Regions from separate parts of the Homo sapiens genome. Here region 2 is linked to region 1. The links are chromatin contacts, found by Hi-C or POLR2A ChIA-PET in ENCODE. All regions are on one chromosome and are shown on one strand. Each heading gives the region's core, a stretch centred on a gene start or an enhancer-like site at or near the end of the contact. The rest is flanking DNA. Distances are from core to core; before and after follow the strand shown.

Evidence for each region. A loop is a pair of places that touch in the nucleus more often than their neighbours do. ChIA-PET counts read pairs that join two places held with the same protein, here RNA polymerase II (POLR2A). Pooled maps may share reads with other maps.
Region 2: a loop to region 1 is called in a map of CD8-positive, alpha-beta T cell, with 21 times the contacts of the local background. The contact joins the promoter of NBPF12 here to the promoter of CHD1L in region 1. A Hi-C loop is called at or near these places in 3 of 168 maps with a recorded cell type or tissue (CD8-positive, alpha-beta T cell, MCF 10A and chondrocyte), 6 of 37 single-sample maps with no recorded cell type and 14 of 50 pooled maps. POLR2A ChIA-PET finds 5 or more read pairs at or near these places in 1 of 52 experiments (activated CD4-positive, alpha-beta T cell).

Annotation. Positions count from the first base shown.
Region 1 is chr1:147,240,477-147,245,472 of GRCh38, reverse strand. CHD1L (chromodomain helicase DNA binding protein 1 like) reads right to left here and starts at 2,789. Exons shown (of 23, transcript NM_004284.6): 1 at 2,643-2,789. The coding sequence starts at 2,769. RefSeq lists a silencer at 2,338-2,957.
Region 2 is chr1:146,936,005-146,941,000 of GRCh38, reverse strand. NBPF12 (NBPF member 12) reads right to left here and starts at 2,677. Exons shown (of 37, transcript NM_001278141.3): 1 at 1,989-2,677.

The DNA of each region.
Region 1 (4,996 bases), core at 1,540-4,039:
CCAAGGAAGTATCTACCTCCACGACCTGGAAGCCAGGAACCAACCAGGAGGCCACGGTACTGTCAGCCCCAGGGACCTATCAACGCAGCCACAATCCATGATAACAAAATGAATGCTCTGTACCCTCCCACAGACCCATGAGGTAGTAGCTAAGTGGGAAGCGGAAAATCCAAACCCCTCTGTGTCCTTCCCCTCACTTTCCCCTTCCAAATCTCCCAGTCACGTGCCTGGCTAAAGCCAAGTCACGTTTACAACCAAACTACAGTGGGGTCTGGGAAAGGTAGTCTTTAGCTTTTTAACCTCCAGATGTAGATTCTTTTGCCCTTCTGTCAGGGAGATGACAAGTAGTGAAAAAGCAAGCAAAACAGCAAGAAGTAATAGGTCTGCATATTCCAGAAACAAAAAGGTCCTAAGGTAACTTCATGATCCAAAGATGAATATCCAAATGTCCATCAATATTGGTAACCAAATAAACATTAAATTAAACAATACGATAGCATATTAACTTCTCAAATTAGAAAATACCAGTGTTGCTGAGAGTATAGAGAAATAAGCAAAAATTTTGCATACTCTTTATTCTAGAAATGGTACCTTTCAGGAATTAAACGTCCATACCTATAATAAATATTTGGTTACAAGGATATTTATGTTACTTACAATAGCAAAAAAAAGAACCTAAATACCAAGAAGAGGGACTGTCTAAACTATGGTACATCCATATACTGAAAAACTGTAACCATTAAGAATGATGTTGAAGAAGACTGAATGATAAGGAAAAAAAGTTATGATTTCCCAAAAAAATGTACATGAAACTCCATTTTTCACCTTCCCCCTCCACCAGAAAGTAAAAGAAATTATACAGGATAGAGAACATGTTAACAGTAAGGAGATTATGGAGATTAATATTTATTTTCTTTATGCATAGGCTATTTCCCTGAATGTTTTACTGAAAATACGTACTACTTCTGTAACCAAACGAAAAAAAAGTAGTAAGAATTTTTTTAACCAACTCATGAAGAATAGTTTCTCATAACACTAGTTTATTCTGGTAAACAGAAATAGAAATTACAAGTTATAATATTCAGTAGCCATTCCTTTGACTCTGCTTTTCTATTTTCCTTCTCCACTACCAATTTATCCAAGTTGCCACATTTGCCTACTTAATTCTGAATTTACTCACTCCATTCCATCCACTCAAACTTGCAACCTCTTGTCTCCTCATTTTCACTAAAACACTTGCCCATATGTACGTTTCTCCTGGCATATTATCCACAGCTAAGTATCAACTGGCACACTTTTCTGAGCCCTCTCTCACACAAGTTCTTAAAGAACCATTCCCAACACTTGCAAGGAAATAGGCAAACCCACAAACATAAACTTTCGTTAAGATAAAGTCAAACATAAAAAGACCAGTCTACAAGCTCATACTTAAAACTGGATACATACTCCTTACAGCCACACATTCTTACAGACTCAGGGAATCAAGGAGAGAGGTCTTTCTCTTTCATGTCAGCGTCCTCTCCATTCAACTTCATCTTTCAGTCTTCTAAGCTGAACACAGAATTGCACCTTTTGTTTCATTCCTAGAATGACAAACCTTACTCTTTCGTGGTACTGAGCACTTAAATAAATTAGTTTATACTTTTAAATGCACTCTCACTAGTCTAAAACTCTAGGTAGGAAGGGTCCCTATTTGTTTTGCTCATCTTTGTAGCCAATGCCTAAGAATACGCTCCCAGTAGCATTCAATAAGTAATGAATAAACGACTGTATTATTACTGATGCATGATTCTGTCAATACAGTCAAAGCACACACTACGTTCCCAACTTATAAGTAAGGAAAACGAGGCTGGGGCGGTTCAGCGGCGAGTCAGCGCAGACCCAGGAGGAGAGCGGGGTCTCGGAGCTGCAGGAAGTACGGTCAGCCATGCAGCGGCAGGGCTGGGGGGCATGCAAGGTTCGCGCTTTGCAGACTCTCCGTAAGGGCTAGTGTCAATAAATCGAGTTACGTGCGGTGGTGAGCGGACAAGCTAAGTTGGCATATAGTACGTGGTTCAGTCAGTATTTATGAATGACTCAAGACACAAAAATAGCTTCATAAACAGTGCTTTGCTTGAGTTTGTCCGCTCACTACCGCACGTAACTCGATCCGGAGAATTAATCCGTGGCGAATTCTCCAATAACTGCGCGCGCACAGTAAACGGAGAAGCTGAAGCTGGGAGATGAGTTGATCGTTTTACAGAAGCAACCAATAAACTCCCCAGGCCGGGACCCAAACCCACCGGAACAGCAACTGGAAACCTACATCCTTGGTGCACCAGGCCGTCCAACTCTTCAGCGGAGGCCTGCAGGTGGCGCTGATCTCACCACGTTTCCCCTCCACAGGCCAGGGGCCAGGCCTGGCTACCGGGCCCGCGACCTCATTCATCTGGCGTCCGCCGGCCCCGCGCGCCGCGCAGGCGGGGGCCGTGGCCACCAAGCCCGGGCGCAGTTTCTCTCCGCCCACGGCAGGAGCGAAGGAAGGCCCTGGCGCGAGCGGGTAAACTGCCCACCGGGCGGCCCACCCGCTGCGCCCCCGGCCCGCAAGAGGCAGTCCCAATAGGTTGGCCCGCCTGGCCGAAGTCCGCCCGGAGCCCGCTCACCTGTCAGCCCCCACTGCCGTAAGTCCTGCTCCTGCACCCGCGCCGCCTCGGCTCGGCCCTCAGTATGAAGCCGCAGTAAGAAGCCAGGGGCTTGGCCCCCGCGGCTAGTAGCGCCCGCGCGCTCCATCGGGCCGGTAGAGGCCCCGCCCCGCGCGGCCAAGCGCGCACCTCCCTCCCAACTTCCCAACGCGCGGGGGCGCGCGACTGCGCGCTGGGGCCCACCTACGAGCGAGGCGCCGCCAGAGGGCGCGTCCTGCCAAGATATCCGGAGCGGAGCTGGTGCAGTCACCCTTCCGGACAGGCAGTTCTTGCAGTGCGGAGCGTGGAAGGGCTGCCCAGTTCTCACCAGTCGTGCTTCTGAAGCGCTAGGCGTCTGATCACGCACAGGACGTCTGATTGCCTGAACTGCCCGTCAAGGAGGTGGCATGTGTTCATCATTCATTTATTATTTAATCAACATCGACTATCATGTGTCAGACACTCCGCTGGGCCCTGGGGGTTCTAGAAGTAAGACTTGTTCCGTGCCCTCCAGTGATTCACGATAAGATCAAACTGTTCTTGTTCGGTTTACCTAGTGATAAATTGATTTAGTCCCTGAAATCCCTTTCTTACTGCCTGTGACCTGTAGGCCAAAATTGGGAACCTCTGAATAGTAGTAAATTAAAATCACCAAAGACGTCATTGTGGCAGTGGGTATCTCAAGTGCATTATGGGGAGCAGATTGAGGCAATGTGTTCAGTTAGGGGTCACCGTGACTCAGCATCAGCTTTGAGTGGATTTATGATGTAGTATACCACTAATATAAATATGATAATAACAAAATAGCTGCATTTATTGATGAAGTTCTGGGTGGTGTCCTAAGGGCTTTAAGTATATTTTCTTATTTAACCTTCACAATAACCAATAATTAGGTGTTATAATTGTCCCCACATTGTAAATGAAGATATTGGGACTTGTAATGGTAATTGGCAGTACTGGAACAGGAACGATATTATTCTCTGGCTAATGTCATTAGAATAGTATTCTCATTTAGGTTAATCTTGGTGCTTCCTTCTTCAGTAAACTCATGTTAAATTTGTACCCTCCATTCTCATCTTCCTCTAAAATAAAAGGGAGAAATTTGTTCTGAGCTAGAAAAGGGATGACTTCAGATTGGTTTATTCATAAAAACTCAAGCAAAGCACTGTTTTATGAAGCTATTTTTGTGTCTTGAGTCATTCATAAATACTGACTTTCATGCGCGTCCGTGTGAAGAGACCACCAAACAGGCTTTGTGTGAGCAATAAAGCTGTTTATTTCACCTGGGTGCAGGTGGGCTGAGTCCGAAAAGAGTCAGCGAAGGGAGATAGGGGTGGGGTCGTTTTATAAGATTTGGGTAGGTAAAGGAAAATTACAGTCAAAGGGGGTTTGTTCTGTGGCGGGCAGGAGTGAGAGGTCACAAGGTGCTCGGTAGGGGAGCTTTTTGAGCCAGGATGAACCAGGAAAAGGACTTTCACAAGGTAATGTCATTACTTAAGGCAAAGACGGGCCATTTAAACTTCTTTTGTGGTGGAATGTCATCAGTTAAGGCAGGAACCAGCCATCTGGATGTGTACGTGCAGGTCACAGGGGATATGATGGCTTAGCTTGGGCTCAGAGGCCTGACACTGACTGAATTACATACTATGTGCCAAGCACTCTATGGTACTGAAGATAGAGGCCACTTATCTCCTGGATCTTACATTTTAAAAGGAGGAGACAAGCAATAAATAAAAATCAGGTAGTGAAGGGGTGGCCTGCCCCTCCACACTTGTGGGTATTTCTCGTCGGGTGGAATGAGAGACTTAAGAAAAAAAAGAGACACAGAGACAAAGTATAGAGAAAGAAAAGTGGGCCCAGGGAACCGGCGCTCAGCATACAGAGGACCTGCGCTGGCACCAGCCTCAGTTCCCTTAGTATTTATTGATCATTATCGGGCATTTCTCAGAGAGTGGGATGTGGCAGGACAATAGGGTAATAGTGGAGAGACGGTCAGCATGAAAACATGTGAACAAATGTCTCTGCATCATAAACAAGGTAAAGAAAAAAGTCCTGTGCTTTTGATGTGCATACACATAAACATCTCAATGCCTTAAAGAGCAGTATTGCTGCCCACATGTCCCACCTCCAGGCCTAAGGTGGTTTTCTCCTATCTCAGTCAATGGAATATACAATCGGGTTTTACACCGAGACATTCCATTGCCCAGGGATGAGCAGGAGACAGATGCCTTCCTCTTATCTCAACTGCAAAGAGGCCTTCCTTTCTCTTTTACTAATCCTCCTCAGCACAGACCCTTTATGGGTGTCAGGCTGGGGGACGGTCAGGTCTTTCCCTT
Region 2 (4,996 bases), core at 1,428-3,927, 300 kb after region 1:
TATCCTAGAAAGGATGCATATCCAGAATAAAGTATTACAAATCAACAGAAAAGCATATCAATGAAAACTGGATAAAAAGATTTAACAGGCACTTCATGAAAGAGGACATATAAATGGCAATAAAAGATACTCAATCTCAATACCAGGAAAATGGAAGTTGAAACCGCATTGATATATTACTGCACCTCTACGAGAATAACAAAATAATTTTTAACTGACAAGCATCAGCAAGGATGTGGGGTAACTGGAATATTCCCTGCTACCTGATAAAACACTTTGGGAAAATGTTCAGCCATATGTAATACTAAAGTTTTATCATTCATATAGCTCTAAAACCAACAATGCCACTTCTACATATATACCCCAATATAGTAATGTTCTATTTCTTAATCTGTGGTGGTTCATTTAGTAAAAACTCATGACCTGTACTTTTTTTTTTTTTTTTGAGGCAGGGTTGCACTCTGCCATCCAGGCCAGAGTGCACTGGCACGATCACTGCTCACTGCAATCTCAACCTCCCGGGCTCTGTTGACCACACACAGCTAATTTTTGTATTTTTAGTAGAGATGGCATTTTGCCACGTTGCCCAGGCTGGTCTGGAACTCCTGGGCTCAAGTGATCCGCCCACCTTGGCCTCCCGAAATGCTGGAATTACAGGTGTGATCTACCACGCCCAGATCACCTGCACGTTTAAAATTGTGAACTTCTTCTGTATACTTCAGTAACTTTTCGAAGATTTCTTTGACACAAAGTTCTCAGAAATCTTAAAGCTAGCATTTTAGAATAGAAAAAAAAAGAGCTTTTGGTTCACTGGTGAAATTTTACTAATTAAATTCAAAAACAAAAAGAAAGCTATTAATGCATAACAGCTCAGAACAAAGATTAAAAACCACCAGCACATCAGTTTTCCTTAACTTCGTGAAGCAGTGGGATTCATTCTTTCGGCAAAGAAAGGATGAACAACACTGTAACTCAAAGAAAAGATACCACTGCAAGAAAAGGCTTTTTTTTTTTTTTAGAGGGAGTCTCGCTCTGTCACCCAGGCTGGAGTGCAGTGACAAGATATCTCCGCTCACTGCAACCTCCGCCTCCCAGGTTCAAGCGAGTCTCCTGCCTCAGCCTCCCGAGTAGCTGGGACTACAGGCACCTGCCACCACTCCCGGCTAATTTTTTGTATTTTCAGTAGAGATGGGGTTTCACAGTGTTAGCCAGGATGGTCTCAATCTCCTGACCTCATGATCCGCCCGCGTCGGCCTCTTAAAGTGCTTCTTTCGAAAGCAGCTCCACCAGCAAAAGGTAGGAAGAAAGCGAGGAAACCATTCCTCGCTTGGTTAACTCTTGGGTGAAAGGACGCCAAATGAGATAATCTAAGAAGTCTCAAAGAAAGACAGACAGGCACAGAAAAATCACAGCAACTCTTTGGACTGCAAACACCAACACCACAGTCCAACCTACCAGAAATCCTGTGGTTAATTGGAGGCTTGCCCCGCTAGTCATGAGGTGATTCAGTGATCGCTACAAACGCTCCTCACATGCATCCTGGACCTGGCACACCTGGCTTGCCCATCACCAGCCTGGAGACACCGCCAGGAGCAGAATCCCGGAGGCCAATAAAGACCCCAACTTTGCAAGTCAGGGGCGCGAGCGCTCTTGCCCAAGTTCCCAGAAGGAACGGCCTCGAGGGTGGGGTGCGAAGTCAGTGTGCTCCACAGGACTTCCGAAGACGTGCCCCCGAAGCTGCTCCGTCCCTCCACCCCCTGGGATGCCACAGAACACCCGCCAGGGAGTTTCTTCCCCAGCGCCCACGAGAGGAGGGCTGTGGGCTGCAGCGGCAGGCGAGGAATCAAGCGCAGGGAACTTAGGCCCCGGCGGAGCCCTGCGGAGCCCGGCAGTGCCCGGCGCAACCGCCCCGCTCGCGTAACAAAACTTGCGGCGGCCCAGCGCGCCGCGCCTCAGCCCAGCTGTGCGCCCGCAGGTCCCAGACTCACCTGCCGCCCGGCCTGGCGCGGCGCCCTCACCTCCGGAACGCTGGGTGGACTTCGCAGTAAACTTGAACTTCCCATCCAGGCTGCAGCCGTGCCGCCGTACCTCGGCCCCGCTCCTGGCGCCGCAGGTCGCCCGTCCCGCGTTCCCAAAATCACCAGGCTCACTCAGAAGCTCAGGCAGCCTCGCGACCCTCACCTACCCCTCCCAGCACCGCCGCTATCTCAACCGCCGCCCAGCAACTTGCTTGCGGCCCGCTGGCTCCTCAGGGTCCGGATGGGCCGTGTCAGGAGAGCCCAAGGCACAGGCGCAGCTGGGCCTTAAAGGGACCCGGCTGCCTCTACCGCACAACGGGTTCGGGCCGCGGGCGGAGAAAAGGAGTAATGGAGGACGGAGCGCAGCTGGGCCTTAAAGGGACCCGGCTGCCTCTACCGCACAACGGGTTCGGGCCGCGGGCGGAGAAAACGAGTAATGGAGGACGGAGCGCAGCGGGGACGGGAAAATCCCTCTCTCCCCTCCGCCTCTCTTTCAAAGCACCAGCCCTTGACCCTGCAATTCGCCGATTTCCCCGGCCACTTGAACCGCCCCTGCCAGGTTAAAGAGGCGGGAGACACACCCCCTCGGAAGCCTGGAGCGACCCCGCCTTTAGGACTGCAGGCTTCGCGCTGCCGCACCGCCCCATAGTCTGACTTCCGGGCTCCGCCCGCGGCGCAGACGCACAGGAGTCGGAAGGCAGCCCCCAGCTCCCGCGAGAGGTGGCCTTAGGTCACTCGCAAAAACAATAACCAACGTGTCAATGGCACTTGTATTTATTTTCTAATTTAAATTTATAACAGATTTCGCAGATGGGCTTCCACTGAAATAAGCCTTTGAGAAAAAGAAAAACTTTTTTTTAACAAGATTAGGAAATACCAAGAAATATGAAGTAAAGCCATGCCATCTACCCAGCTAAAAACTTTGAAAACTTGAAATTTTATCTAAGGCAAATGTTTGCATAATTTTAAGTCGTGCCATTATTTAAAGTCAATTTCAATTAACAATTTCATTGCAACTAAATACATCTTCTATAAGAAAACTAAGATACATCCCTGATAATCTACCTTTCCCCTCCTATATTCCGTCCATCAGCAAATCCTACTGGTTTTTACCTTCCAAATTTTCCTTGAATCTGTCCTCTTCTACCTCCTCCATCACCACCCTAGTCTAGGCTACCTTCACCTGGGGAGTGGGGGTGGAGGGACTACTGACCTAGTCTCCTTGTGGTTTACCCATATCCCCTTTATCGCCTCTCTAATCTCAACACAACAGGCAGAGTGGCTTTTTCAAAATGTAATGTGACCCTGTCACTTCCCAGCCCAAACCACTTCCCGTTCTCTTAGACAAAACCTCCTAACTAACCAAGCCCTGAATGGCCAGGCGCTTTGCCCACCTCTCCATGTCTTCTTACAGGTCAGACCAATTCCATCCTGCTCTCTCTGCTTCAGCCAAACTGGCCTCTTTTATTCCCTATTTACTCAGCTTCCTGGACTCCACAGAGCTTTTGCTCATGCTTTGCTCTGTGCCTGAAGATTCTTCCAACCCTCATCCTTCTGACGACAGCTGTAGTCTCCACCTCTGAGAGGCAACTTCTGACCTCCCTACGGTGGTCCCTTACTCCCATCACATTGCATAAAACTGTAATCAAGTGGTTATGTTGGGGAATCTACCATCAGCTCCGTAAGTCCAGGATTTGGTTTTGTTTGGCTCATGGTTGTATTTCCACATTTGTGAAATACATATTTGTTCCTAAATGAGAACGATAGATGCTAGAAGTTGAAGTAAATTTGGCATAAAGTCAGAGAAAGGTAAAATGTCACAATCTGATATTTGGAGGCAGAATCTAAAAACTTCAGTTATATCAAAACTGATTTTATATCGTTTTAGGCTGGATTGTTGCAGGGACTCTTTGGGTAATCTTTAAAACTGAGTTCTCAGAGAGCCTTGTATAAACACCTGAATTAATAATGATAGCCCTGGGATGGTCCACATAAAACGAATAACATTGGTTGCTTCAAGAGAGGAAGACCGAGCCAGGCACAGTGGCTCATGCCTGTAATCCAAGCACTTTGGGAGGCCAAGGCTGACAGATCATTTGAGCTCAGGAGTTTGAGACTAGCCTGGGCAACTTGGTGAGACCCTGTCTCTACACAAAATACAAGCAAAATTAGCTGGTAGTCCCAAACACCTGTAGTCCCAGCTGTGTGGGAGGCTGAGGTGGGAGGATTGCTTGAGCCCAGAAGATTGAGAGGCTGCAGTGAGCCATGATCATGCCACTGCACTTCAACCTGGATGACAGAGCAAGATCCTGTCAAAAAAAAAAAAAAAAGAGAGAGAGAGAAAGAAAGACTCTTGACTGGTGGCTACTGGTGGGAAAGAGGTTTTTACTACATCCCCAATTGGACCTTTTTATTTTAAAGTATGTGAAGATAAATAAATGACACAAAAGAGTGCATACCATCCCATTTATTTGAAATTCCAGAAAAGGCAAAATTAATCTGTGGTGAAAAAATCATAACAGCAGTTCCTTCTAACAGGATATTGACTGGGAAGGCACACAAGAGAAATTTCTGGGTGCTAAAAATGGTCTGCCTTGATAGGGGTAGGAATTACAAAAAATTCAGTTAACATTTCAATGAATGTAAATTTTATCTTAAAAACTATAAAAATAATTTAAAATTTAAAATCTAGTAGCTAACACCTAGTTGAGCGCTCAGTGTCTATGGGTATTGGCCAAAGCTATACATACACAATTTTGTTTAGTCCTCATACTGTCCTCACGAGGTAGGTATTATTATCATAACCCCCTTGCATATGAAGAAGCCCAAATTTAGTAAATACTAAATAACTTTCCTTAATTTATACCCCCTGGAAAATGGGGGAAGAGCTTTGAATACCGTCAGTCAAATGCCATAAGTTATTAAATATTAGACCCTATAGCACTTCTCTGAAATTGTAATATTTTTGGTATATATAT